Linked DNA regions of Mus musculus: regions 1, 2, 4, 5, 6 and 7 are each linked to region 3. Evidence: chromatin loops called from intact Hi-C (ENCODE). Cell type or tissue: left cerebral cortex. All regions are shown on one strand. Region 1 overlaps Ptprf (protein tyrosine phosphatase, receptor type, F). Region 2 holds the start of Ipo13 (importin 13). Region 3 holds the start of Ptprf (protein tyrosine phosphatase, receptor type, F). Region 4 overlaps St3gal3 (ST3 beta-galactoside alpha-2,3-sialyltransferase 3). Region 5 holds the start of Artn (artemin). Region 6 has its middle 5.5 kb from the start of Slc6a9. Region 7 overlaps St3gal3 (ST3 beta-galactoside alpha-2,3-sialyltransferase 3).

What was found. A loop is a pair of places that touch in the nucleus more often than their neighbours do. Peaks named below come from ENCODE experiments on the same cell type or tissue, not always from the same donor. Only the 100,000 strongest peaks of a DNase experiment are listed, where the experiment ranks them.
Region 1: it touches region 3 in a loop (8-fold over the local background); 26 of 42 quality-filtered maps call a loop at or near these places.
Region 2: a loop joins it to region 3, with 2.5 times the contacts of the local background. A loop is called at or near these places in 6 of 42 quality-filtered maps.
Region 4: a loop joins it to region 3, with 3.0 times the contacts of the local background. A loop is called at or near these places in 27 of 42 quality-filtered maps.
Region 5: a loop joins it to region 3, with 2.6 times the contacts of the local background. A loop is called at or near these places in 10 of 42 quality-filtered maps.
Region 6: it touches region 3 in a loop (2.9-fold over the local background); 5 of 42 quality-filtered maps call a loop at or near these places.
Region 7: a loop joins it to region 3, with 2.7 times the contacts of the local background. A loop is called at or near these places in 5 of 42 quality-filtered maps.

The regions. Positions count from the first base shown.
Region 1 is chr4:118,214,626-118,218,625 of GRCm38, reverse strand. Ptprf (protein tyrosine phosphatase, receptor type, F) reads left to right here. Exons shown (of 33, transcript NM_011213.2): 22 at 1,437-1,534. Among named protein-coding and RNA genes, the nearest start is that of Mir7226, 6.1 kb to the right of the region's middle. In left cerebral cortex, a CTCF peak has its summit at 1,719 (motif pointing left); a DNase peak (open chromatin) is centred at 1,723.
Region 2 is chr4:117,913,549-117,917,548 of GRCm38, reverse strand. Ipo13 (importin 13) reads left to right here and starts at 2,550. Exons shown (of 20, transcript NM_146152.3): 1 at 2,550-3,261. The coding sequence starts at 3,178. In left cerebral cortex, a CTCF peak has its summit at 2,324; DNase peaks (open chromatin) are centred at 2,317, 2,478, 3,438, 3,919 and 1 more place; H3K4me3 peaks cover 2,711 bases; H3K27ac peaks cover 2,116 bases.
Region 3 is chr4:118,290,731-118,294,730 of GRCm38, reverse strand. Ptprf (protein tyrosine phosphatase, receptor type, F) reads left to right here and starts at 3,334. Exons shown (of 33, transcript NM_011213.2): 1 at 3,334-3,551. In left cerebral cortex, CTCF peaks have their summits at 536 (motif pointing right) and 1,610 (motif pointing right); DNase peaks (open chromatin) are centred at 1,617 and 3,292; H3K4me3 peaks cover 1,043 bases; H3K27ac peaks cover 258 bases.
Region 4 is chr4:118,087,913-118,091,912 of GRCm38, reverse strand. The region is part of intron 2 of St3gal3 (ST3 beta-galactoside alpha-2,3-sialyltransferase 3); the gene reads left to right. Among named protein-coding and RNA genes, the nearest start is that of St3gal3, 45 kb to the left of the region's middle. In left cerebral cortex, a CTCF peak has its summit at 1,804 (motif pointing left); a DNase peak (open chromatin) is centred at 1,790.
Region 5 is chr4:117,926,324-117,930,323 of GRCm38, reverse strand. Artn (artemin) reads left to right here and starts at 561. Exons shown (of 5, transcript NM_009711.4): 1 at 561-938; 2 at 1,072-1,305; 3 at 2,182-2,700; 4 at 3,025-3,163; 5 at 3,256-4,000. The coding sequence starts at 2,641. The coding sequence ends at 3,731. In left cerebral cortex, CTCF peaks have their summits at 1,426 and 1,984 (motif pointing left); DNase peaks (open chromatin) are centred at 1,422, 1,982, 2,884, 3,469 and 1 more place; H3K4me3 peaks cover 1,174 bases; H3K27ac peaks cover 932 bases.
Region 6 is chr4:117,827,793-117,831,792 of GRCm38, reverse strand. No RefSeq gene overlaps it. Among named protein-coding and RNA genes, the nearest start is that of Slc6a9, 5.5 kb to the left of the region's middle. In left cerebral cortex, a CTCF peak has its summit at 2,104 (motif pointing left); DNase peaks (open chromatin) are centred at 1,727, 2,093, 2,937 and 3,112.
Region 7 is chr4:117,946,173-117,950,172 of GRCm38, reverse strand. The region is part of intron 9 of St3gal3 (ST3 beta-galactoside alpha-2,3-sialyltransferase 3); the gene reads left to right. Among named protein-coding and RNA genes, the nearest start is that of Artn, 18 kb to the right of the region's middle. In left cerebral cortex, a CTCF peak has its summit at 2,467; DNase peaks (open chromatin) are centred at 2,436 and 2,959.

The DNA.
Region 1 (4,000 bases), 76 kb after region 3:
TGGTGGTGTTATAGGGGAGCATGCAGGCAGAGGTGTGGGCAGAAAGGTTCCCTGTCTCAGGTGCTGGCGTAGTGTGGCACTGAGAGGGTAGGGCCCATAGCTGTGTTGAGGTATAGGACCCAAGCCTTCAGGCAGAAGTATTTCCATGGGTTGAAAAGCAGCAAAAGGGAATGCAGAACGCTTTTCCATATCAGTGTGTGAAGGATGTCATGGGCACATGACATCCCTGAGAAGGGAGGAACTTGAGATTTTAAAAGATTTTTCATTTCCGGTATGGAGACCATCTGAAAATGGCCAAGGTCAGATTTTGAGGGGGTGAGGGCTGGGCTGGAGTGACTTTATTATAGGGTCTCAAGAGGCCACTCAGACCTATGTTGCTTGGAAGCTCTCTCTTTGGGGGAGGGGGACTGTCTGTTACTGGAAGGCACGTGAGCTGACCCACTCTTTCTGTCTGTGCCCCTTCCTCTTGCCCTTCACCTACAGTCCCTTCAGTGTCGAACCGCAGAACCAGGTGACCAGAAAGAGGGTTCCTGAGCTCTGCTCCTGTCCCATTGTTTTCTTTTGGTTTGTTTTCTCTGCAGGTTCCAGTGCCCCCAGTTGCCCGAATATCTCAAGTTAGTTTTCAAAGTTCCCACATTGGTTTGGGGACACTTTGGCTTCAGTGTGTCTCCACTCTTCTACTTCCTCACGTCTCCCCACTTTCTCCTTGCCCTTTTCCCCTTGCCTTTATCCCTTCCCTCCCCTTCCGGCGTCTCCCTTCTCTCTGTCCCCTCCTGTGCTCACTGGCTTCCTCCTGTATCTGCTCTCCCACCCTCTCTCCTTGTCCCTGCCTCCTCTGGTCTCCATCCAACCCCTCTGTGTGCCTCCGTCCTGATCCCTTGCCTGTCTTTGTATCTTCCTCCCCATCTCTGCTTCTCTCTCTCCCTACTTCTATGCCACTCTGCCATTGTCTTTGCGCTCCATGACCATTCCACCCACACACTTGGTGCCCGGGGTGACAGGGTCACCAAATCTCTGAGGTGACTGGCGTCAATGAGGGGTCGGGGTAAGGGGGTGTCTGTCTCAGACAGGTGTGGTAAGAGCCCAGCTTCCACCCTGTTCCTGAGCTCGAAGCCCCGTCTTAGTGGGAAGAAGCCCCTTGCTCCTCTTAGGCAGGCCTGGCAGGCAGAGAGCCCTGTTGTCCCGTGCAGCACCAGGTCATCTGGACATGCTTCTGTGTGCTCACAGTACACACACCTCCATCTCTGGCCTCCCCTGATGCCCAGCCACTGTGTGTTCTCCATTCCTGTTGCCGCCGCCGCATGTGCTGTTGTTTCCATGCCACCAGTGCTGAGTACTTCATGATCACACATGTTCACACATGCCTTGGGCTGTCTCTACCACCCTGACCAGAACTCACACTAATGCCACCCATGTGTCTGCCCCACCTCCCCCAGGTATGCGAGACCACCCGCCCATCCCCATCACTGACCTGGCAGACAATATTGAGCGCCTCAAAGCCAACGATGGGCTCAAGTTCTCCCAGGAGTATGAGGTGAGACACCCACCACTCCCACCGTGTGTCCTCAGTCTCTCCAAGTCTGGTTTTGTTTTGTCCTGGGTCCCACCTGAGGTCGAGGATATTGGGATGTAGGCCAGGGAGATCAATAGCAAAGTTCAGTTGGGGAACTGGCCGTCATAGGTGTTGGGCTCAGCCCACAGGCTCACCATAGCCCTCTGGTGGTCACCCTAGGACATGCTTCAGAAGGCTCTGCTAGGTGATGCCTGCAGAAGCAGACACTGATTTAGTAGCAATGGCTATAATATCTAATCTCCAACAAGAACAGGCCTGCACTTACCAGGTACGGGACAGCATCCTCTTACTCGGTCCCCCGTGGAGTGGTACTGTCACAGTCTTGTCTTACATACCAGAAACCAGACTCAAACAGAGGTGTGAGTTACCTAGAGTCAAACAGCTGAGGAGTCGTGGAGCCACCCAGACCTTGCCTGTGCTGGTTTCATGACCATCCGCACTTCAGTCTTGCATAACAATGTTACTGAGTCTCCACATGGTAACCATTGTCCGAGAAGGGTGGGAGGGTCTGTTCTCAGCCCGGCTTCCATTCCCGCTCCCACATGTGATCACACATGCATGCCGAAACACATAGCTCATAGATGGGGAGTCAGGAAGCCCTCCAAGTGTTCGCCTCACTCTGGCCTTCACCTCTGTTTGCTAGCTCAGACTTCAGGGTCAGTGACCACCTGGTTCACCCACAGCTCTTTGTCAGGGACGTTTGGGTGTTCCCAGGCCATACAGTCAGGGGAGCCTTGTTAGAAAGGAAGTGCTAAGGAGACCCCCTTTCTTTGTCTCCCTGCTGTACTGGCCGCTCTTTTGTCAGCACTTGGCATACACCTCAGAGGATGACTGATGGACAGATGATGGATAGATCTGTTCAGCTGGACCCAGGGGGTTGCTCTCTTTTAGTCAGGTGTCCACTCTTGAGTTATGTTTGGGGGATATATCCCTGGGTACCGGATTTGCCCTTCCGAGGGCACTGGGCCAGGTAGATCCTAAAGGCGACAGGCCAGGCTTCCAAAGAAGAAAACTGAGCTTGGCAGGTAGACAGATGAGCATGCCTCTGCACAGCAACAGTGTCACCTCTGCTGTGGAGGCAGAGCCTGTCAGCCGGGTGGCCTGGATTTAGCTTAACTTCTGGACAAGGAGGCCTTCCTTGTTTTTTACCAGTATTCGCCCTTGTCCTGCCCCACGCCTTGGCATCCTTCCTATAAGCCCCTGCTCACGGCCGTCACCTTACCACCTCCCCTCCATCCCTCCCATCTGAGCGTTCTTTAAAGGCCCTTCTTTGTCCTAGAAGCCACCAGATCTATTGTGGGCTTTCCCGAAACTTTCTCTTCATGGTCTGTAGGTCATTTGTCAGACTGTTGTTAGCACTTAACTGTATTCCAGTCCCTATGCTGACATGTAGAAGCAGATGGCCTTGGGACGCAGTCACTGAGAAACACAGACAGAGCAGTAATCGTTGCTGTGAGTGTGTGGTTCTGACAGCATGCACTAAAATCATATATAGCAAACACAATGGTGGGTGTGTCTGGTGGGTGGGGCCTCACAGAAGTGATGAGACAGCCTCCTTAGAGAATAAGGTGGCTGGGACCAAAACGGAGGAGACTGTGATACAGGCATCGATTCTTTCCATCCTCAAAGGAAGGACAATAACTCAAACCTCTCTTGAGTAAAAAGATGGAGAAATGCACGCAGTGGCTTAGGACCGTGCTGGGCACACCGTGAGCTCACACAGAAATGTAGCTGTTAGCATTTTTGTGTCCTGAGCCAGTCAAGAGCATGGGAGGCCTCTGAGCAGGAATTTGATACTCAGATCTGCATTTTTTTTTTTTTGAAAGACTGTTCTTGCTGAAGGACAGAGAGGGTTGGAGCAGGGCAAGAGAAGAGGCCTGGAGGTACCAAGCAGAGCTAGCTGCTGGCAGCAGCAGCAGGTTGAGAAAGGCAGAGGAAAGGAGTGTAGGGGGGTGTGGTAAGCAATGGGAGGGACCTTGGGGAGGTCCCAAGATGGACTTTAAACCTGGCTGGGCTTCCTGGGTCAGTGATTTGTGCTATCCACTGAGGGGTGGGGGGGTCACATCAGAACCTGCTTTGACAGGAAACAGATGAGCTGGCCTTTAAAGGGACTGGGGTGGAAAGAGCTGTGAAGCTTGCACATGGAGATGTCTAGGGGGCCGCAGGATAGTAGGGGCAGCTCTGAGATGTAAGCAGGAGAGTCCTGTGAATGGGGTGGCGGTGGCTAATGGGAGTGGTTCAGTCAGTGAAGATTGACTTACAAAAGGTGAAGATTGCAGCTATAGCTGTGTAAAATGGCCACTTGTAATCCAGAGTGGGGAGACAGAGACAGAAGCCACCATGGTACTACTGGCTAGCCAGCCTGGCTTACTTGGTGAACCGGGGGCCACTGAGAAGTCCTGGCTCAAAGGCAGAGGGTGTTGCTAG
Region 2 (4,000 bases), 380 kb after region 3:
GGGCAGTAGACTGTGAGGAAGCCTGATAAGGTTGAGCTGGGTTGGAAGCCCCAGGACCCAAAGGGGAGGTAAGAGCTTCGCCTGCTCTTGATGTCAGGTCCGTCATGGAGCCCCAGCCCCAGAGACCATGGGTCACATAGGGGCAGTGACTCCAAGCTCCTCCCCACGTGTAGATGAGGCATCCCAAATATCTCCAAAGAAGCCAATAGGAAGCACCTGCTGTCAGACCCCAACCCATCCCAAAACTGTATATAAGATCCTATCCAGAAGGAATCAAGGTGTGTGGCAATTACTCTGTCACCTGAGAGCATCTGTCACAAGAGCTGTAACAATTCCTGGGAAGAGAACGCTCTCCCAAGGCTTTCACCACTAGCAGCTTCGTCCCTGAACCTCTGCTTGCTAGCTGAGCCCTCTGCTGCTCTTCTCTGCGCACGACTTGGCTGGCCAAAGATCTCTGAGGATAGCATCTGGTATGCAGACTGGCTGGCCATGCTTGAGTTCCTGTCCTGGCTTCTCCAGAGATGGACTATAATATGGGATTGTAAGATGAATAAACCCTTTCCTGCCAAATTTGGTCATGGTGTTTTGTTACACCAATAGAAACCCTAAAACGGTTGTGAACCACCTTGTGAGTGCTGGGAATTGAACCCAGGTCTCTGGAAGAGCAGCTGGTGCTTTTTTTTTTTTTTTTTTTTTCCGAGACAGGGTTTCTCTGTGTAGCCCTGGCTGTCCTGGACTTCACTCTGTAGACCAGGCTGGCCTCAAACTCACAGGGATCCAATTGGCTTCTTTAAAACGCTTAAAACATTTTCTTTTTTTCCTTTTGGACAACGATTTGCTGACTCATTGTGATGGATGGACTTCCTCTAGCAGCCAAGTGAGTCCTTCTCCTTCCCAGGCTTTGAGGATTCGTCAAGATCTTGTCAAGTTTCTTCGACCTTCTCTGGCCTCAGCAGCTACTTCCAGAGCCAGCTTCCTCCCTTAGAGCACAAGTGTCACCTGGTGTGGTGGGACACATGTAAAGCCCTGTATAGTGACTCCAGCTCTTGTCTTAATCTGTTTCCTCCCCAGGTTTACAAAATTGCTGCTCCTCCTGACGGTATGCCAGCCCTTCTTATTCTTACCCAACTTTGCTACTGCTAGAAGGCTGTGTTGGGAAGAGTTTAGTCAATAAGGAGAGAGAAGCCATATAGTAAGCCCAAATTGAGCTTAATATAATTTATCTAAAAAAAAAAAGTTTTAGGCTGGGCATGGTGGTACATAACTTTAATTCTAGCACTTTGGAAGCAGACACAAGTGGGTTTCGGTGAGCTGGAAGCCAGCCTGGTCTACAGAGTTTCAAGATAGCCAGGGCCTCACAGAGAAACCCTGTCTTGGAAAAAAAGAAAAGAAAAGAAAAAGAAAGATCCTTCTGTTTGAAATCATTTCCTTTCCTGCTGACAGGAGTCAAGGAAAGAAAAAGTTGAGCATGGAGAGGAAGTGCCTGCTGGGAGCAGGGCTTGCCTTCCTCCAACCTCAATTTCCCCATTTTAGCTGAAGACAATGAATAAAAATACCCACTCAAGCCCGGGCTACATAGTGAGATCCCCGCTTGAAAACAAAGAAGGTGGAGGATGTGGTTCAGTTGACAGGGTGCGCGGGAGGCACAGCACTTCAGACACCCATCTTGGTGGCACACTCCTGTAATCCCGGGAGTGCTGGGATTAAAGAGGTACACTCCCCACCCCAAGGCAAGAGACTCCATCTCAAAACAAACCAACCCGCCACAGCAGAATAGAGAGAGAACAAAACCTAAGGTAAAGCCATGAGCTATTCTTACTTGAAACATAATGAAAACCTTAACGATTTCCCTTCTCCTCCTCGTTTCACACACACATACACGCGCGCGCGCAGAATAATATGATTTCCCGGTTGCTCCCGAGCAGATCCACAGTGCTTTTTTTTTTTTTTTTAATTGTGGGGCACCAAGTAACTCCTATCTTTCCTCTTCTTTAGCGGGTGCTGATGGTCACCAACACAACCAGTTCCCTGTGCCTGAGCGCCGACCAAACGTGACCCTCTCCCCTCCATTCTTGGCTTCCAACTCCACCCAAAGGCCCCATGAATCACGTCTTCGCAAGAGTTGCACTCCTAGGCAATGTGACTGAGCAAGATGGTCCTCTGCCCTAAGCCGAGAATAGGATAGGGTTCCATAGGACCCCCAACCCACGTGCTCCAAGCCTCCCTCCTCAGGAGCCACCTTCCGGTCCGACGAAAACTACATTTCCCAGGGTGCATAGAGGCGGGTCCTTGCTTCAGGCAGGGGCCCCTGGCGGTGTGCCGTTCCGTCGCCTGTTCGGGGGCGCGCGAGCTAGCACGAGGACAGGGCCAAAGACCCGGAATGAGTTTCCGCGTAGTTCCGCCGTGCCGTGTCTCGATGTGCTTGGCCGTGCCGGGCCAGGACAAGCGTGGGTGGGGGCCTAAGTTGGTGGTACTGGCGACAGGCGCTCGGGACAGCCCGAGTCTTGCTGAGGTCCCCGCCCCGTCCCGGCCGGGCCGGCCTGTCTGTCAGTCACTGGGGCGGAGGCAGCGACCGTAGCGGGGCCAACGCCGGGAGGCGAACAGATCGCGGGCCAGGCGAACGGAGGGGACCTATCTCAGTCCCCCAACTCTACCGACTCTGCCCCAGACTCACGAAACTGCAATCCCGTGCTTCCTTGGACGTCTCCGTATCTCGCGAAGGGCTCTCTCCCGGGTGATCTCCCAGCCCCCCTGACCTCATAGCATCTAGAAGCTCGTCCAGACTGGGGTGTTATGGGTACAGGCCGTTGATTCTGTGACCCCTCACGGGCCAGGGCCTCTGTTTCCCCTATAGGCCTCCCTCCCCTATGACTTTTGATTCAAGGGACAGAGCTGTGACCTCCCACTAGGACCCTTGTCTGGGAGTACCTCACGGACGCCTCCCTTCTGGGAGCCGCCTTAGCGGGTCCCTTTCCGAAGAGCACATCTTTTGACCTCTGCAACCCACTCCCCCTCCAAACGAGGTGGGCAGGCCTCGGCAGCCATGCCCGCCCTGGGCATCCCCTCATCCCACCACCTCCCGGGTACTCAAGCCGGGGTCTAGCAGGGGGCCGACAGCCAAAGGGCTGGGGCAAGAAAGAGATCAGGGTCCACCTCCCTGCCAGGCAGGGAGCAAAGATGGAGCGGCGGGAGGAGCAGCTGGGGGCTGCAGGGGCTGGAGCAGCACCAGCCTTGGACTTCACTGTGGAGAACGTGGAGAAGGTATGAGGGCCTTGGGGTGGGCACTCCAGTGACAGAGCAGAAGTTCTGGGGACTGACACTAATGCCAAAGCTCAGACGCGGGCTCAGTGCCCGCTGGGATGATGCCCCCAGAGCACCTGGTATTTACCATCTCTCTTGGGCAGCCGGCTTGGACAGCAGTGTTGCAGTGCCTAATGGGCTATTTTGGGCTTTCTGTAGACACAGGTCCCCTTTCGGATAGATACTCTAGGATCTTAGGTTGTTCCCTGTAGGGTGCTGAAGGGTTTAGACTTATAACCAAATCGGCTCCTGCCCAGATCCAGGAGAAAAGCAGGCGGAGTTCTGGAGGGAACCAGAAACTCACAAGACCTGCCACTCAGCCACCCCCACCCCCACGTTAGAAACCACACGGATGCTGAATGATCCTGGACCCGACTCACTTTTTTTCAGTCAAAGGCTCACAAAGATATCTGGAGCTAAACCCGTCTGAGTTATATGTTCATTTATCTTCAGAAAGGGTCTTTTCCTTATTGGATGGAAGTCAAACCGGTCCTGGACAGGCAGGAGTGTGCCTGGCTCTCTTGTTTTGTGCTGGGTCCAAGGGGCTTGGCTCTGCTGGCAACTTTACAGGGCCCTTCCTTCCTTACCTGCCCACATGGCTTTCTGCCATGGCCTCCTTCCAGACTTCTCCATTGCCCAGGCCATCTTTTTCTATTCTATTCTTCTCCCAGCAGCCTGGAATGCAGGAATGCACCCGCCC
Region 3 (4,000 bases):
ACATTCTGAAATTAGACCATAGGGGTCCCAGTGTTCTTCTGCCCAGCCTTCATATGTACTATACCAAATAGGGGCCAAAAAGTAGGTGAGAGATGGGACAGAGACCAATAGTTTGAGAGCCTGAGATGGCTGTGGTGGCCCCAGAATGTAGGTCTGAGTGACCCAAAGCAGAAGCCTAGCTAGTTTAGCAGTGAGTGGGTCTGCCGCCTTCAGCCAGGGGGCGGGGGTGGGGCGGGGCTTCAGCCCTCCTACCTGTGAGTATCACAGCCACTAAACTGGGCAGAGGTACAGGACCACCAAATAAACCTCACATTACTGACATTCAGGGTGGTGAGCAGAAAAGACAGGTGGGCTTCTCTATTCATAAATGCCAAGACCACCGAAGATTGCAGGGTGACTGCCTAAGCCCTGGTGAGGGAAACTTTCTTGACCTGGTCATTCACATCTGGTGGCTCCTTGTGAACAGAAGGGAAAAATATCTTCACTGTTTTTTTAAATTAATTAATTAAATGTATATGAGTACCTTGTAGCTATCTTCAGACACACCAGAAGAGGGCATCGGATTCCATTATAGTTGGTTGTGAGCCACCATGTGGTTGCTGGGAATTGAACTCAGGACCCCTGAAAGAGCAGTCAGTGCTCTTAACCGCTGAGCCCTCTCTCCAGCCCTTCACTGTTTTAATAAATACATTCCAGTCACCTGCTGAGTGTTGGCGCCCTTGTTGGCCACTGGAACAAGGCAGTGGATGAAGCAGACACATCCCTCCTGTCCTTAGAGTCTTAGATGAGGGAAACACAAAGATGTAGATGTGGTGACAACTCAAGGGGACGTAACTCACGAACCCAGCCCAAGTGTGGCTTTCTGGAAGAAGCCAATGTCCCTCAGCAAGTATGAACTCTCTCCAGGTTCAGTAAGTTGAAGGGTGAGTTATCATATAACTATGTACAAGAACATTTAAAAATTGAGTTTGGCTTTGGTTGGGCTAATGTGGAGGTCAGAATTAACCAGTCTCTCCTCATCCCATCTGTGTCTCTGTCTCCTTCACGAAGTTTGCAGGACTGACGACCAATTGGGCAGGAGATCTATATTTCTGGTCCAGTGACTGAGTTTCTTGCCTGAGATGAATGGGGATAGACCTGAGACAGGAATTCTATTTATCTGAGGGACAGCTGAGACATAGCATAGAGAAGGGGCTTAGTCCAAGGAGCTGGAGCTCACACGGGGGCCAAGGGGTGGAAAGAGGCAGGAGAAGGAAAGACCTAGTATTGAGCCGTGGAAATGAAGAGACGACGCGGCCAAGTAATTGGAGAACCCGTGGTCATGGAGGGCAGGCTAGGCCGGTAAAGCCAGGGGAAAGAGCTGTTTCCAGAAGTCAGCGAAAAGGAGGTCGAAAATTATATGTTTTTAAACTGGGGAACTAAACAGTCAGAGTTCTGAAAAACAGACAAAATATATTTAAAGATGGATAAAAAAAAATTGCAGCAGCTCTCCCACAGCACAACAAAATTACCCGTGGGTGAAAAACCACTGCCTTAGGAGTATTCATTTTGATCTATTTGTCATCTGGGCCGAAGTGCCCAGATTCTCGGAAGCCAGGCCTATTGCCTTATCGTACACCAGGGGGCGCACGCGTACTGCTTGTGAATGCAGCTCCAAGACAAAAGCTGCCCTGTGATTTAGGTGTTCCCCTGAACTTGATCCTCAACCCAGATCCCTAAACCTAGCAGGTAACCATTGAGAACCCAGGAGCCTCAATAGTCCCCAGATCTTGTTTTTATTTCTCATCTGATTTTAAATTCTCAGAAAAATCGGAGAGATGCTATGCAGAGACCAGAGCCTTCACAAAGGATCTCACCTGATCCAGGCTGTAGAGGCCAGAAGGGTCTCACCTCTTGTCTTAATGGTGAAGCCTCGTGGTGTGGGATTGGGAACAGAAAATGGCTGGCGTGACCTTGATGACTTTCTAAGTGATAGTTTCACGTGAGGAGCCTGAAGGCTTTGATGCCAAGGCTGGCTCTTGTTTGGAGATCACCAAGTCCCTATAATCACAGCTTGGAATATAAATCTTCAAGCAGGTTATTGGTTTAGTCCCTAGCACTGCACACACTGGACACGGTGGCACGTGCATTTGAATTTGACATGAGGTCAGTGAAGTTCAAATGCAAGTGGATGGTTTCAGGGTGGTGTGGCTGTGGACAAGGAGTCTGGAATTCAATGCTAAGGCGTATACTGAACAGATCTTGAGACCGGGGATCATTCATATCTGCTAGAATTAGTGTAGATGTTGGGATATTGGTTAGCCTCTGGGTGGGGTTGACCTCAGATCAGAGCACAGGGGAAGAGCGGTGTAGAGATAAAGGTCCGTGTGGAGTTTCTGTAAAGCCAGTCCCATCTCAGGTTGCACAATTATTAGAGTTGGATCAGATTATTATACTAAAAGATCACCAAGATGGGAGAGGTATTGAGATCAGTGTCTGTATTAGGGTGTGTTCCCCAACTCCTCTGGTGACCCAGTTCCAATTTTTCTATTGGAATTGAGAGTTTCAGCGTTGGAGTGTTCAGCAATCAAGAGCAGAGGACTTGGGTCTGGTTCCCGGCACCCACACTGGGTTCCTCACACCCTCCTGTAACACCACACGGTGAATATGCATATACAAGCACACACACACACTGGCGTACACACACAAATACATATATAAATAAAAATCTTCTTTAAAAATCAAGAATCCCAGCAGGGAAATGTTCTTGTCTGGGATAGAAATAAAGCAGAGACTAGAACACATGAAAGCACTGGGCTCCGGTGTGAGGCAGCTGCCTTAGCATAGTATTTTCTTCTGTATAAGGGTCTCAATATCTATACCGGACTCCATTCAGACCAAGGGTTGGGGCTGCTATCAATATCAAACTTAGGCCAGGTAGAAGAAATGAAGCCATTTAGTGTTCGAATCTGTAATTGGAGTCCATACACTATAGGCGTTCAGTTAAAAAAAAAATTACTACTTTTTCTGATTGCTAGGCAAATTTTAGGGTCTGGACTCAACATTAGGTTTAAAGGTGGTTCTGGGTTGGATTGGCGGCAGGGGACCCTAGAGAAGTATTACGTACATGTGAGGATTTGGGAGGGTCTGGACTTTTGTGTCTAAGTTTGGTTCTATCCACGCTCGTTCCTGAGGTTTAAGCTCAATTTTGATGTTCCAGGCGGTTTAGACTTGGGGTTGGTCTGCAGCCTCGTTGGGCCTACAGCTCCACTCCTCTACAAGCGAGAGTGCACGAGGGGAGGGGCGGCGCCGGGGACGCGCACGGCAGGGGCAGGGACGCGGGCGCGGGCGGGCGGGCGCGCGCGGCTGGAGCTGGCGCGGGAGCGGTGGCGGCGGCGGCGGCAGAGGCGGCGGCTCCGGCTCCAGCTCCGGCTCCGGCTCCGGCTCCTGCTCGGGCGGCGGTGGAGGTGGCGGTGGCGGGAGCGGGCGACGGCGGCGGCAGCGGCGGACTGAGAACGGCGGCCTCAGCGGCTCGAGGGGGGACATGCAGACCGACGGCCCCCGGAGAGGCGGTGAGTGACCCCCCGAGCCCCCTTCGGGCCCCTCGATGCGCGGCCCTTCCGCGCCATCCCCACCCTGCCCCCGCGTCCGTGGAGCTGAGCCGGGGGCGGGCCCGGGGGCGCCCGGAGGCCGGGCCGCGCCCCCACCTGCCGCGCCCGCGATCTCGTCCGAGCCCCCGCCGCACCTGAGCCGCAGCCCGCACCCCCCGTGCAAAGTTTCCCCGCGCCGGTGGGCGCCCGGTTCCCCATCCGCCGCGGTCGCGCTCCGGGGGCGGCCTTCAGCCTCCCCCGCCGGCCCCGGGCGGGTCCAGGCCGCCTCCCCCGTCCCACGGCGCCCCCTCCCCGCCGGCGGAAGAGCCGCAGCCGACGCCGGGTCTCGCGGGCAACCGGGCGCACGTGCGGCCCCGGGACGAGCGGGGCGTGAGTTGCGAGCCCCCCTTCCCTGGTCTCCGTACGGAGCG
Region 4 (4,000 bases), 200 kb after region 3:
ATTTGTATGTATATGCATATGCATCACATTCATACCATGCCTGTGGAGGCCAGAAGGTGTTGGATTTTCTGACACTTGTGAGCCATCTGGGTGATGGAAATTGAACCTGGGTCCTCAGAAAGAACAGCCAGTGCTCTTAACCACTCCCCAGCCCCATTTCTCTGTTTTTACACACACATGCACAAACACACACACACACACACACACACACACACACACACACACACACGCACAGGTACGCCCGCACACAATGAGATTTGGTCACCTCCCCCATTACTCTCTCCCTTATTTCTCTTTGTCCATAATCTTCTTTCTACTTTCATGTCATGTATTTTGAACACTTAAGAAGTCTTACGACCCAGGACAGGAAGACAAAGGTTCAATTAAAACTGGGCAGTGGTACAAATAGGTGCCTCACTAAAGCAAGCCTACAGATGGCAGGTAATCATTTGAAAAGCTGCTCACCATATTAGTAATTAGGAGAAATGCAAATTAAAGCTGTGGTAATAGACTGCTCTAATAAACCTTTAGAACAGCAAAAATTAAAAGACTCTATCAGGTTAGCAACACGCCAGCAACCGCAGCAGCGATTACACTGTCGGTGGGAATGTAAAATGGTACGGCCATTTTGAAAACCAATCTGGCAATATTTTGAAAATTAACATTCACCCAGCATCCCTCCAGTCATACCACACCAAGAGAAATGAAGGTGTATATCCATGACTAAACTCATACCGAATCGTCTTAGCAACTTTTATTGTAACACCCCAAACTGGAAACAACCTGAACAATAAATTGTGGCTGGGGTACGCAGTGGGATGCGGCTCAGTATTCAAATGAACAAAGAATTGGTTCCTGTAATAGCTTACACGAATCTCAAACGATTATTCAGAGTGAAGGAATCCAGATAGAAAGAAAATACTTTGTAATTATATTTATACAGAATTCTCTAAAGTACAAGCTCGTTTTTGTGACAAAAAGCAAATCAGGAACCTCATGAACGAGCGGGGTCTAAGGAGAGCATGCTCGGTGGCTTAGTTGCGATGTTCCAGTGTCCCAGATGACGACGGTCAAAGTACACCGGCTTGTACACCTTCTAGAGGGGCCGTTTACTGTATGTGAAATGTAATTTGGTGTGGGACTGTCTGAAGAACATCCAGAGAGTCAAAAACATTGCCCGTGAAAGAATGCTGCTTGGACACAGTGGGCTTCTAAAGACAGCCCGTGAGAGCCCCCCCCGGGGGGTGTGGCCCGCGCATGCGCACTGGGTGGGCAGGGAACCCCGTCTTCTAGGAATGAGAGACATGCTGAAGAAAACTCACCACCAATAAAGGGCTGATGAAGTTTAAACTCCAGGGAGGGATTATGGGAGGAAAGGGCAAACACCATGGTGTAAATTTAGGTAAGCACTAAATTTACCACCCACAAGGCAGTGTTGTCCAATTAGCATTGGCATCATCCCAAGCAATGATATTATATATTATGTTGCCAGTTAGTGATAGAATCTAGACAGGAAGAGTGTCAGGAGCCATTATTGTACTTTTCCTGTGTTATTTGGTAGTAGTACAGATCCGCTGATGCCCATGTGAAGTTAAATGGGCAGGGGAAATTTCTAGGTTAATTATTCCAAGAAAAGAAAGTGCATGTAAAGGACATAACTTAAAGACTCTCAGAAGAGTCTAGACGGATGGTTCAGTGGTTAGGAGCGCCTGGTGCTCCCGCGGAGAACCCAAGTTCAATGTCCAGAACTCAAGCCGTTCAGAACTGCCTGTACACCTCCAGGGGGCTCTTCTGCCCTCTTGTGGACTTCCTGTGTTCCTGCACTTGCATGCGCACATAGATGCCCCTACGTTTATACAAACGATTTAAATCTTAAACAAAACAAAACCCAAAACACTGAACAGAAGCAAAAATGCAATGAGAGGTGGAGGAGCAGAAAAATACATGCAGGCAAAAATAACGTTGAAGGAAGGCCCACAGTATCTGGACCAAACAGTGGCATGTAGTGACACTGAAGGCAGGGAGCCATTCCTCATAGAAACAGTGCGTGGTGCTCCCTCCAAGTGCTCTCATATTACAAAGAGACTTCCTGCCAGTTGCCCTGTGTCATCTGCACTGATGTCACAAAGGAAGAAGCTCACTCCACAGCACAGATCACAGCAGGAGCACCAAACAGTGTGAGCTGCTCAGGACTTGTATTTATTTATCTTTGGTTTTTCAAGATGAGGTTTCTCTATGTTACCCTGGCTGTCCTGGAACTCACTGTGTAGACCAGGCTGGCGTCCAACTCATGAGATCCACCTGCCTCTGCTTCCTGAGTGCTGGGATCAAAGGTGTGCGCCACCACCATGGCCCTGACACTCAGCCTTTTTAAAAGCCAGTTTTACTTAATTGTAGCAGGAACAGGGCCGCCTCTGTGTAAACGCTGGGTGCGTGCAGCTGCAAAAGCATCTCCTGCAGGAGGACCTAATTGAGGACTGCCTGAGAGAACAGGGATTGCTGGTGCAAACAGTGCCAGCCAATCAGGAGCTGCTGTTTAGAATAGGTGCTTTCTTGGGACCACTGGGGATGAGGGGACCAGTGGGGATGGAGGGTGCTAAAGGAGCTTGCAGCAGTGCTCAGATGAGCTTGCTGCAGCGTTTCTCAGGGAGTCTGTGTCGTTGACTCTGCGCCAACTCACCCCCAACCCCTAAGGGCAGGTAGGGTCAGGCAGAGAACTGTCCAGGGCACAGGCAACACTTAATGCTATTGGTGAAACTGTCTTAAGTTTATTAGGTGTTGGCCTTGGATATGGTCATTTTCCCCAAGTGTGGTGTGGTAAAACATGGAACCTACCTGTCTCGAGGCTGTGTGCTCTTGTTGGCCTGTAAGATGAGCAAGCTGCTGTTTGGACATACTCTTCTGGTGAAGAATGATTCATAGGCAAACGATGACTCTGCATTATCTAGGGTTGGGCATGGATGGCCTTTTCTCAGAAATGAAAGAGGTGAGCCTGCTGTCCCAAAGGAAGCCACCAACTGTGTGTAGCAATGACAAACCTCAGCTTTCAAGTGATCAGAGTCATGGAGAACTTGTATATGCTGCTGTTGTGTGACTTTTTCCAGGGAGACCTGAAGACATGAATTTACCCAAGATGGGTCACCTCTGTATCTAGCATCCCACCCCTCCCTCAGGACCACGTGCAGCTGGGAAAGGAGGATGAAGATGGTGAACAGAATGCCAGGGAGAGAGTTTAGGGACCCTTTGTTACACTACCATAGGCCTTGCTGCCACTGAATTTTGCTTGTTCTGTTCCCTCCTTTGTGGGGCCAAGGTATTGTATAGGTCAGGCCATCTGTTCTGTGATGGACTGTCATGTTATGCCCAGAGGGGATGACTGTATCACAGCAGCTGCCACAAGCTCCGTTGTTTAAGTCCCTTTCTGTTATGATGGGTAGTGATACTAACACGTGTGGCTGTGTGGTGTGATCACTGCGAGACCTGGGAAGACAGCCATAACCTGGAGGAGCAGTGATGCCCACCCTCCACCTTTAGGAATCTACAGACCCGTGCAGTTAAGCGAGCATCATAGATTTTAATTATATGGATCCTGGGAGTGCTCTGATACCTACTGGTCCAAAGTTGCATTGTTAAATTAGATTTTAGTTTTAGTTTGGGTTAGCATCCAAGACCATCCGTGGCCCTGTGGAGAAGTTAATTGTAGAACTCTGTAAGAGGTCGATTGCATCTGCCTGTTCAAAATAGTGATTTGTAACGCCGAGTGAATGCAGAAACCCATTAGAACCAGGTGCCTTTTATCAACTTTCTTGACTTTGGGGCACAGCACCTGACGGAACCGTCCCTAGGGAGGAAGTAGTTATTCAGCTCATGGTTTAAGGGATACTGCTGTTGGTGGGGAAGCTATGGCGGATGAGGTGGACTGGTCTGGAGCCGATGCTGGAGCTGGTGACATGGCTTCCTCACCTCTTCCCTGCTCCGGAAGCAGAGCAGGTTTGAAACA
Region 5 (4,000 bases), 360 kb after region 3:
CTGCATCCCTCTTCTGTCTTGCTTGTCTCAAAACCACACTCTCTCCAGTGCAGGCATTCAACGAAAATGACCACACTCAGACTAGGTCAGTAGTTTCCAGCATCTTCGTGATGAACTCCAGACTAGTTGGTAGAACAATTCTGATCATGGCCATCAACCAACCTCCAGACACCTGCCAAATTGCCTCATCGCATCTCAGACTCCAGTTCAATACTCTGAGGTCCTCTGATTCTTCATCCCTGGTCGCACCCACCCCCCACCCCCAACACACACACAATCATTCACTGCCTTCACTGGATGTGCGCGAGTCCCTCTGAGGCCCCGACCCTAAAACTGAGCAAACAGGGTATCCTTGGACCGTGGGAGCCCAACGCAGAGCCCTGTCGCTCCGAGGCAGCTGAACCTTCTGAGGGTCCCGGAGTCACCACTTGAGGATACAGAGTAGCTAGCCAGAACCCCCATGTCTGCGCAGCCCAAGTTGGAACTCTCCTTCAGGCTGCCCCTCCTTCGCCGCCCTCCCTCGCGCTCTCCCGCCCTCGGCCAGGCCTCCCAGTTCCCTACTTTGCTTGACTACCAACTTCGAATTCCCAGTTTCAGCGTCTCGCTGCAGCCCGCGATCTCTACTCTGCCTCCTGGGGTCTTCTCCAAATGTCTAGCCCCCACCTAGAGGGACCTAGCCTAGCCAGCGGGGACCGGATCCGGAGGGTGGAGCGGCCAGGTGAGCCCTGAAAGGTGGGGCGGGGCGGGGGCGCTCTGGGCCCCACCCCGGGATCTGGTGACGCCGGGGCTGGAATTTGACACCGGACGGCGGCGGGCAGGAGGCTGCTGAGGGATGGAGTTGGGCTCGGCCCCCAGATGCGGCCCGCGGGCTCTGCCAGCAACAAGTCCCTCGGGCCCCAGCCCTCGCTGCGACTGGGGCTTGGAGCCCTGCACCCAAGGTAAGCCAGCCTTCTTGCCCATCCCCTTGATGGACGCTCAAAGGGCAGGAGAAAGGGCAGAAAGGTCTTCCTCCCCACTTTTCTCTCAGCCTCTCTCTTCTGGGCCCTCAGCGCAGCTCTTTGCCCCTCCCAGCCCCTCCAGTTCTTGTCGCTAGCTTCTTGGACTGTGTTAACCCTCCTGGCTGGCTGTAATGTGAGGCTCCCGCTGCCGCCACAGGGCACAGACCGGCTGCCAAGGCCCCACTTTTAACTAAAAGAGGCGCTGCCAGGTGCACAACTCTGGGCATGATCCACTTGAGCTTCGGGGGAAAGCCCAGCACTGGTCCCAGGAGAGGCGCCTAGAAGGACACGGACCAGGACCCCTTTGGTGAGTATAGGGCTGGTGGATAGGGGTGGCAAGGGCTGGAGGACCAAATATCCCAAATGGTAAGAAAGGAGAAATTGGTCAGAGCTGTCCTCGAGGGACTTGCTCCTAGGCTCCCCCTAGCGCAGATATCCCAGGGCTGCCTTGTCTGACTTTCCCTCCATCTGAGAGAATAGTAGCCAGTCTGGTCTCTAGGGATTTTAATCTAGTTAGCCAACGGGCACACGCCTAGCTCTGGAGGAACTAGATAAAGGCCTGGGAGGTGTGTGTCTTATCCTGGAGTCATCATATGTCGCTCCCCCTCTCCATGTATTCTGTGTGCCAGCAAAAGGATGGAGGGTTACATCTGGGACCCAAGAAGAGACTAACTAATGAGAATTCTTAAAAGTTCTAGGGGTCCAAGAGCAGTGGTTCACAAAGACTGGAGGTGCGGGCTGGGGTCAGGAAGGATGGTTTATGGGGGAAACTCCTAGGAGCAAGGCTAGGGGGCCAGATCCACAGGAGGCAGATGGTCCAGGCTTGGGCCGGATCTCGGAGTGGTTCAGCCCTCTGAGACCAGGTTGGTGTGAAGGACTAGCTGGTCCTTCTGGCAATGGCTCAGACCTAAATGTGCAGAGCGTGTGCAAAAGCCCCCTCCCCTTAAATCCGCAGGCTTGACAAGCTCTGCCCCCTGGTGGCCACAGGAAGCCATGGTCCAGGCCCTGTGTTTTCAGAAGGACCATCGCTTCCCCAGATAATAGGCAAGCTCTTGGGAGACATCTGTGGGCATAAGAGAGAATTCAGGTGACACTGGGTCCAGAAAGAAGATTGCAAGTCATCAGATAATCCAAGTGACCAACTGACACTCAAATTCTTCAGGGCTCTGCTTCCTCCCCCAAGGTATGGAGTGAACGCTGAGCATGGAGTGGAAGGAACTCAAGTTACTACTTTCTCCAACCACCCTGGTACCTTCAGCCCTGAAGTACAGAGCAGAAGGGTCTTAGAAGACAGGACCACAGCTGTGTGAGTCTCCCCCCTGAGGCCTTAGACGATCTCTGAGCTCAGCTGAGCTTTGTTTGCCCATCTGGAGAAGTGAGCCATTGATTGACCTTGTGGCATCGCGAAGGAACAGGTCCTGCCAAGCACCTAACACAGAGAGCAAGGTTCTCCATCGCAGCTACCGCTGCTGAGTTGACTCTAGCTACTCCAACCTCCTGGGTCGCTTCGAGAGACTGGAGTGGAAGGAGGAATACCCCAAAGGATAACTAACTCATCTTTCAGTTTGCAAGCTGCCGCAGGAAGAGGGTGGGGAAACGGGTCCACGAAGGCTTCTGATGGGAGCTTCTGGAGCCGAAAGCTATGGAACTGGGACTTGCAGAGCCTACTGCATTGTCCCACTGCCTCCGGCCTAGGTGGCAGGTGAGTCGCTGGCTTTCCTTGGAAAAAAAGAGAGTAGGACATAGCTTAGGGCCGCAGGGATCAGATATGAAAGGGGAAATGCCAAGAGGGAGGGGCCGTAATTGGAGGAAAGGAACGGGATTTCTCCTGATGGTCCGTGCCCTCAGGTAATTCCTCCCCTGGGCTCCTGGGAGCAGCAAATGCCTATTAAATCTAAGCCCTTCCTTACACTCTGCCACCCAGCTAGGAGCCCGACTAGACTGGTCTCTGATCTGGGCAAGACAAGACCCCCTCCCGACCCCCAAAGTGTCCTGTTCCTCCCTAAGTCTCCTTTTCTCTGTGCAGTCAGCCTGGTGGCCAACCCTAGCTGTTCTAGCCCTGCTGAGCTGCGTCACAGAAGCTTCCCTGGACCCAATGTCCCGCAGCCCCGCCGCTCGCGACGGTCCCTCACCGGTCTTGGCGCCCCCCACGGACCACCTGCCTGGTAGGTGAGAGCGCGACAGGGCGGGGCAAGGGCGAGGCTAGCTCTAGACACCCCCCACCCACACCTCCGAAAGTGACTAAGCCTCATTCCAGGGGGACACACTGCGCATTTGTGCAGCGAAAGAACCCTGCGACCCCCGCCTCAGTCTCCTCAGCCCGCACCCCCGCCGCCTGGTCCCGCGCTCCAGTCTCCTCCCGCTGCGCTCCGCGGGGCACGCGCGGCGCGTGCAGGAACCCGGAGCAGCCGCGCACGGACCACAGATGCGCGCGGCTGCCGCCTGCGCTCGCAGCTGGTGCCGGTGAGTGCGCTCGGCCTAGGCCACAGCTCCGACGAGCTGATACGTTTCCGCTTCTGCAGCGGCTCGTGCCGCCGAGCACGCTCCCAGCACGATCTCAGTCTGGCCAGCCTACTGGGCGCTGGGGCCCTACGGTCGCCTCCCGGGTCCCGGCCGATCAGCCAGCCCTGCTGCCGGCCCACTCGCTATGAGGCCGTCTCCTTCATGGACGTGAACAGCACCTGGAGGACCGTGGACCACCTCTCCGCCACTGCCTGCGGCTGTCTGGGCTGAGGATGATCTATCTCCAAGCCTTTGCACACTAGACCCATGTGTTGCCCTACCTGGAACAGCTCCACCGGGCCTCACTAACCAGGAGCCTCAACTCAGCAGGATATGGAGGCTGCAGAGCTCAGGCCCCAGGCCGGTGAGTGACAGACGTCGTCGGCATGACAGACAGAGTGAAAGATGTCGGAACCACTGACCAACAGTCCCAAGTTGTTCATGGATCACAGCTCTACAGACAGGAGAAACCTCAGCTAAAGAGAACTCCTCTGGGAGAA
Region 6 (4,000 bases), 460 kb after region 3:
TGTCTTGGCTTTGCTCTCAGAATCATCCTCTCTTGAACTTGAAACCATCATTACACAACTCCTTCCCTGCCCTGACCCAGTGTGGAACAGCTGTTTAAATCCATGAGTTCCACTGGGGCTCCACGTGTCTCTTGGGTCATCTTATGTCACCCTCGCTCATGACAGCTTAAGTCAATCCAGGCAGGACCTCAGTGGCCACAAATGACATCAGGCAAACAGGAAGCATCAACCTTGGCCCTGTCCAGGTAGCCTTCCAAGTCTCCAGAGCAGTCAATGCCTAGATTCTTAAATGCCTTTAACAGAGCCTTACAATGCCAAGGAAGCCAGCATTCCCAGCACTGTGGAGGACTCAAAAGTCTGTACTCATGATGCTGAACAAGTATACGATGTCTAAACATTCTTGGCATCCAACTTGCAGAACACCATTGGCATAGGTCACCAGAGAAGAGGAGAGGTGGCTCTCTGTGACTGGTATAAGCCGAGGAGTAGCCATGATTGAAGTGAGCTGGAGGTAGCAGTGACAAAAGTGGAGATGTCCCCCACCCAACCCTCCATGCTCCCACCTAGGCCTGGAGAGGGGCCGCAGTTAGAATGGCTTTTCCTCAGGACCTGTAAAATTTAGCGAGCACTTAACCAAATATTTCTGAGTGTCCACCGTGTGCTGAGAATTATGTCACTCTCTGAGAACGTGGCTCCGAGAAAGAGGGGTCTCCCCCGTCCACACATGGGGTTCTCGATGTGTATCCTTGTTGGAGTGTTGGTGTATAGTCCAATACAAGGCCGTCTGGGGTCCATGTGTAGCCAAGAACATGGCAGTGATACTGAGCTCATGGGCATGCCATAGATACCGTGCTGTTATGTCACCAGGAGCGGTATCCACAAGTCAATGTGTGTCACCAGCAGGCTATGCTAAGGTGCTATGTTCATCAGACTGGCCATTCCAATGATCCTTCCCTCCACAGTGCTGTTCCAAGGAATGGGATGGAAGGTCCCTGGGATTCCCAAATATCGAGTCTCCCTGAGGAGGGCAGGGCTGGCTCCAGACCTGAGGCTGGTTACCCAGTGCTTCCCTATGGTGGGATAAATTCTTCCCACTGTTGCTGTTCCCAATGAACCCAGAGCCTCTATGGATGGGGAGGACAGGAAGAGGAATGGTTATGTGTGAAGCAGCCAACACCAAAATAGCTCTACCCTGGGGGAGGATCCTGTGACACCGCCCCCTGCTCCCAATCCAGCTGCTGACCTGGTGCCTGGGGAGCACTTCTTTCTGATCCCACTTTCCCAGCTTCTCTTGGACATGAATGATGGACCAAGCTTCCCCCCAAGTGATGACATCACAGGGAATGAGGTTGCTGGGAAGAGAGCCCTCGAGGGAGGGCTGGGGACAGGGTGGCCTGTTGCCTAGGTGGGTGGGGTTCCTTCTGCTGGCAAGCCTTTCTACAAGGCCAAGCAGCTGAGAAGGCAGGGCTGGATAAGGCATGTGGGGTACAGGGGGTGTGTGCCTTATCTGTCCCAGACACATGTCTGATAAGCCTCTTACCAGGGCCTGGCCCCGGGGAGCAGGTGTGGAGCCGGCTGGAAGAGGGGAAAGGCCAGCTGGGGCTGGCTCCGTACCAGGAAAGACAGCAGGGTCAGGAAGTTCTGGCGCAACCCAGGAAAGGGAAGGAAGGCTGTCTCTGTGAGCCGTGTGGATTGGTGCTCAGAGTCCTGCTTCCCAGCGTTGGCCTCCCCAGGTCCTCAACTACTGAGACTTGGAACCCATGTCTCTGGGATTCCTCTGTGCCAGGAGCAATGGCGGAAGCCCGACATTGTGTGGGATTAAAGGATTTGCCCAGTGGGGGAGTGGGAGAAGGGAGCCTCGTGTGTGGGAACTGTGCATGCTCCCTCCCAGTCAGGGTCTTCTCCTGGAGTACGCCCTGCATGCCCAGAATCACACAGGGGCCCTAGCTGGGTTTCCCAGACCCTTCCCAGCCTCGATACACCTGTACACCTCCCTAGTCTGCACATATCCCCACACGCCAGGAATCCCAGCCTTCCTGGGACATTTACTTCCAACAAATTCCACAGACACCTTGGAGCCCTGGTGCCCTCTGGCGACAAGAGCCACACATGGCAGTTACCGTGACTCCTCAGGTCACCCTGGGTCAGACAGTATTACCATACTATCATTTGCCTGGTTGTTTTGTTATCTTCACATCAAATTTGTAAAGTAAAAGTAATCTCCATTTTCTAGCGCTAAGGACATACAGGTTAAATAACTATACAAGTAATCAGTGGTAAAGATTGAACTTGAGCCCGGGCTGGCATGTGTCCAAAGTCTATGCTATCAGAGTATGTACAGACTGCTTAGAGTGTGTGTGAACATGGGCACCTGAGGCAGACCATGTTTAACATAGGGGCCATGCTGGTCTCTGAGGGTCATGAGTGAAGTTGAGGCTGTCTGTCTGTGACTATGAATCAGTAAGAATTGGTTTGGACACATTGAGGTTGGCTGTTGGCTGTTGGGACTTTTCTATGGCTTTTATGTGACTGTGTAGCTGTAACATACACATGGTTCAGCTTGTGACTTATGATGTGTGAGAGTAGCTACAGCAGTGAGTGTGTGAGAGAGGCAGACAGACAAAGGTAGAGACACAGACAGACAGACAGAGAACTATACAGAGTTATACAGAGCAACCCTGTCTCAAAACAAAACAAAACAAAACGAACAAACCAAAAACCAAAAGAGAACATTACTGTGTGACTGTATTATGGACATTCTGCAGCTAGTGGAGTTGTGGGAAGAGAGAAGGGCGGAGGGCCCTGCGTTCCCAGCACCACTAGGCTTTGAGTCCCAGGACTGTGTCACTCACCATGACATACATGATGGATGGCGCTTCACATGCCTGATACAGTCCCTGGGGGCCGAATTCTCCTCCTCTCCTCCCCCGACTTTTATTTTTTGAGGAAGTAAAGCAAATAGTACCACAGATGGAGTTGGTCTTCATTTTTTTCCATGAGATATTTATGAAAGCATTTTACATGCCTTGGAGTGATAGCTTTTTTTTTTTTTTTTTTTTTTTTTGAGTCCTTTAAAAAGAAAATGGGCCAGAGAACCAGCTGGGCAGGTGAAAGTGCTTGGTGCTTGCAGCACTAGCCTGACGAGGTGAATTCCGAACCTCTGTGGATGCCCAAAGCAGTAAATGAAGGTCTGTAATACCAGCATGCTTATGGGAGGCAGAGACAGGAGAATGAATCCACAGAAGCAGGCCAGCTACCCTGGAGCATGAAGTGCAATGATAAAAAGGAGATCCTGCCTGGAGCAAGGTGAAGGGGAGGACCAGTATCTAAGCTTATCCTCTCACCTGAGCATGCATGCGCGCGCGTGCACACACACACACACACACACACACACACACATTAAAGTAAATATGGAGCCAGGTGGTGGTGGTGCACTCCTTTAGCCCCAGCACTTGGGAGGCAGAGGCAGGCAGATTTCTGAGTTCGAGGCCAGCCTGATCTACAGAGTGATTTCCAGGACATCCAGGACTATACAGAGAAACCCTGTCTCAAAACAAAACAAAACAAAACAAAACGAACAAACCAAAAACCAAAACAAACAAAAAAGTAAATGTGGCTATTGTGTTCTTTTATTATCTAGGCTGAGGCTGCAGCTGACTATGTAAACCCAGGCTGGCCTCAAATTCACACTGCGCCTTCCTTCTCAGACTGGGATTGCAGTGCTGAGGTTGTCGTCTTATTGCAGGGGTCATAGGTATACACCGCCATGCCTGGGTTAGCTGTTGTCATTCTTTAACTTGAGCAATTCTGAGATGTTAACTGATCAAGTGCAAAGATCCTTTCAGGGCATCCACAGGCAAAAGCTATTTGCTAACAACAAATCATTAGCTGTCACTTTGACTTGCTGATATTTTCACTGAGGACACCAGAGTGACAATGAGTAGAAATCCTGGCATGTAAATAGGGGTCAAGGAACTTGGCAACTGACTAGGAACTATGC
Region 7 (4,000 bases), 340 kb after region 3:
TCTTTCTTGCTTCTCTCTTCATTTGTTTGTTTGTTTGTTTGTTTGTTTGTTTGTTTTGAGATTGAGTCAAATCCCCTAACTTGAGCTGTTAGGAGGCAGACAGTCTCCCTGTGCTTGGATTACAGGCGTGAGCCACCATGCTTGGCAGGAAGGGACAAACTTTTAAACCACAGAAGTGCTAGAAGAAACTTGGTAATAATATCCATTGAAATCAAACAAAAATATTATACCAAACATTTTGAAAGTATGTCTGGGAAATATAATAGACAAAGATTTATTATTTTGAGGGCTGTCAGGGAAGCCACCAGAGCACAGCAGCTAAGGGGACAGGGTACACAGGTCACAAAGGAAACTAAGACACATGTGGCCTGACTAGCAGTTGCAGACATGCATGTGCAGGTATCAGGGTGCCATTTGTCACCCATCACATTTTGAGAAATGTACATTGAAATTGTAACATAGTACACTGGCAAGAGTGGGAGACAGATGCTCTCAGGTAATGCCAGGGAGGGATGGGTTTGGGAAAGAAAGTGCTACCCAGTGCCAAGAGCTGTCCCCCAGAGGAAGGAAAAGCCTGCAGACAAGAGTTTTATCATGGTGGTATTTACAGTAGCCAAACCCAAATGTGACCCAAGGGATGCTATGCAAATTATGGCTGTCACTGCTGAATGGAGCACACAGCAGCAAACATAGCCAGCCTACAGTGGGTATGGACCTGTGGGCCCGCCATCACGGTCGCTCTCCTAGTCTTCACATGTGAGGAAGGCTGGTGGTCATAGAGCCGGATTCAGTGTCAGGTACTAAGACTGTTGTCTTAGGATTCTATTTCTGTGACGAGATGCTATACCACAGCAACTCTTGTACAAGAAAATATTTCATTGGGGCTGGCTTACAGGTTCAGAGGTTTAAGTCCGTTATCGTCATGGCGGGAAGGATGGCAGCAGGCAGGCAGACATGGCACTGGAGACGGAGCTGAGAGTTCTACATCTGGACCCACAGGCAGAAGGAAGAGACCGTGAGCCACTAGACCTGGCTTGAGTTTCTGAGACCTTAAAGCCCACCCTCTAGTGACACCCTTCCTCCAACAACAGTTCCGCTCCCTGTGAGTCCACCGGGCCATTTTCTTTCAGACCACCACAACTGTCCTCTTCCTCTGCCTCAGCCAGCTGTTACCCAGCCGCAGAGACTACCCAGGGCAGTGTGCATGCCAATCCTTGCTGTTCTGTACTCATCTGCAAGATCAATTGCCTTCTTAGAAGTGAGACTAAGCGCAGGACACATCTTCTGCCCACTGGGAGAATGCCCAGCCTCGGGGTCAAGAGTAGCTTGCATCAGGGCAAGCCACCTGGCCTGGCAAAGGGAACAGAGGGTGCCCTGGTCAGAAAGGTCCAACTGCCTCATCTCTCTGCCCCTGGGATGCTTAGTACAAGTTCCAGGTCCTAAAGGCTCTGCAGTCTCTAACCTCATACACGGGCTGGACAGATGAGCAAGGTCCGGCACAGAGAATGGCACTGGCAAGCTGTGAGTTATGTAATGAGTTAAAAACCATCCCATTCATCGTGGCAGTAGTGGCACACACCTTTAGTCCTAGCATTTGGGAGACAGAGACAGGCAAATCTCCGTGTTCAAGGCCAGCCCTATTTACAGAGTGAGCTCCTTCCAGGACAGCCAGGGCTACATAGAGGAACCGTATCTCAAAAAAACAAACAAATAGCAACAACAAAAACTACCTACCAACTGGTCTGACGTCAGAAGGGTGCTGCTCTTAGAGTGGGTAAAGAAGTGTATGTTCACCACACTCTGGCCACATCCAGTGAGATGCTATGAAGAAAAACATGGAAGACCAAGAGCAAAGTGCCCACCTCGGGCCTTGGCTAGCCCTTTTGAGTCCATCAGCATGTCCTGGAGGGTAGAATGTTGCTCGGACCCCACCCTCCAACCCCAGGAAGGCTGTTTGCAGGGGCTTTGAGCAGAGTTTGGATAAACAGAGTGAGGAGGCCACGAACAGGAGCAGGCCTTACCATCTGGAAAGGCTCTGGGTCGGAGGAGTGCTTTGGCCAACATTCCCTTCAGTGTCATGGTTGGTATAGGTCTCGGGGCCAGATTCTAAATTCCAAGTCTGCCCTCGGTGACATTTTTTAAAGGAAAGGTAGAATATTCTACTTAACAGCTTGATAGACTGATGTATAACTTCTAATGCTAGAACATGGGTTTCATTTTCTCATTCATTGTCGAGACGCTGGGGAACAAGCCCAGGGCCTTGGTCATCCTAGGCAGGTGCTTTACCACTGAGCTAGCCCCGTCTGGCACAGCAGAAAGTGTTCATAACCACTAGCCAGCTCTCTAGTCTCTCGACCGATTATTTTCAAGAATTACAATAGCAGAAGCTAACAGGAGCTGACTTTGAGCCAAACATTTTATATGCATGGCTTCTAGCTGTCATAACAAGAAACCGCCGTAAGGCTGGAACTGGTATTCTTATCCTGTAGTTGAAGATAATGAGACTTAGAAAGGGAAGTGAACTGCCTCAGGGCATAGGGTGAGCATCTGGGAGTCTGGGTTGAATCTTAGACCCACACTCTTAGCCGTTAGCACCAGCTGTCCCGGAGGGCAGTGGGAGACACTGAAGATTTTAAACCTGAGGTGAAGACCAGACCTACACAGGGAAGCACAGTGGAAGACAAGATGGCAGCTGGTGCCAAGACCCCAGGAGAGCCGGGGACTTATCCTGAGACAATAGCAGTGGGCAGCATGAGGAGTGACCACATCCGCTGTACCTGAGGCTGCAGAAAGCCAGGCCAGCACAGACTCCTCCAGAGAAGTCCTCCGCAGGGACCAAGGAATATCATGGTAGCAGGACCCTGGTGGGGAGACACTTCCTTGTTTTCTTCCCAGTTCTTTTCCCACTTGGTTCTGGCTATTCTGAGAAGAGTAGAACGGGTTGCATCAGCAGGAGCCTGGCAGCTCCACACACAGGAGCCAGCCCAGACTTGACTGGGGCAGGGACATTCCTGGAGGAGGGAGTGACAGGGAATGCAGCCCACAGCTGTCCTCTCCAGGAGAGGTGCGGTGGCACTGGCTGGCCCCTGCATTGTGTCCCGTGGGTGGGAGAAATGGTTTGTAAGCAGCCTTCATGCCAGCGTCGGCCTTGACAGTGCAGCCAGCAGCAGGCAGGCCTCCAGCACCCACTGCCTGCCTGCGGGAGTCAGCGAGCAAAGCTGGCTCCCGATCCCGTGTCTGAATGGGTGCAGGTGTGGACCTGTGCAGGTGTGCTGGCCTTTCTGTGGTGGCTGACACCTCCAGCCACACCCTGTTTCAGTCTCTTGGCTTCTACAACACTTGGTCATAATAGGAAAGATTTATTGAGTTTTCACTGTATACCAGACACTGCCAAATGCTATCAAGCACAGCATCGCCTTTAATCCCTTCAGCTTTCTGGGAAGTTGGTCTTGTCATCCCTGTTTTATGCAAGAGGAACCTGAGGCTTAAGCAGATGACGTGATGTGCCCCAGGTCACAGAGATGTGGAGTTGGGGTGTGAGCCTCAGTGTTCCACACTGCAGAGCCTGTCCCATGTGGACCTCTGAGAAGGGAGCCGTGGGGTACTTGCTTGATGTTAGGACAGGCTGAGATTTGGTTGGTACCTGACAGTTTTGTTTATTTCTTTATTTAGGTTTATGGGTATGGGTGTTTTGCCTGAATGTACACGTGTACACTCCATGTATGCCCGGGGTCAGAAGAAGCCTTCTGATCCCTGAAACTAGAGTTATAGGCAGTTGTGAACTACCGTATGAGTGCTGGGAACCGAACGTGGGTCCTCTGGAAAAGCAGCCAGTGTCCTTAGCCACTAGGCCATCTCTTCAGCCCCGGTACCTGATACGTTTACAACTAGGGAGACAAAGGCTCACATTGCACCTTGTTCTTACTGTTCTGCATCTCCCTGAATTCCCAAGGGAGCCTTATATCAGGACAGTGACCAATGAAAAGAAACAGAAGAAACT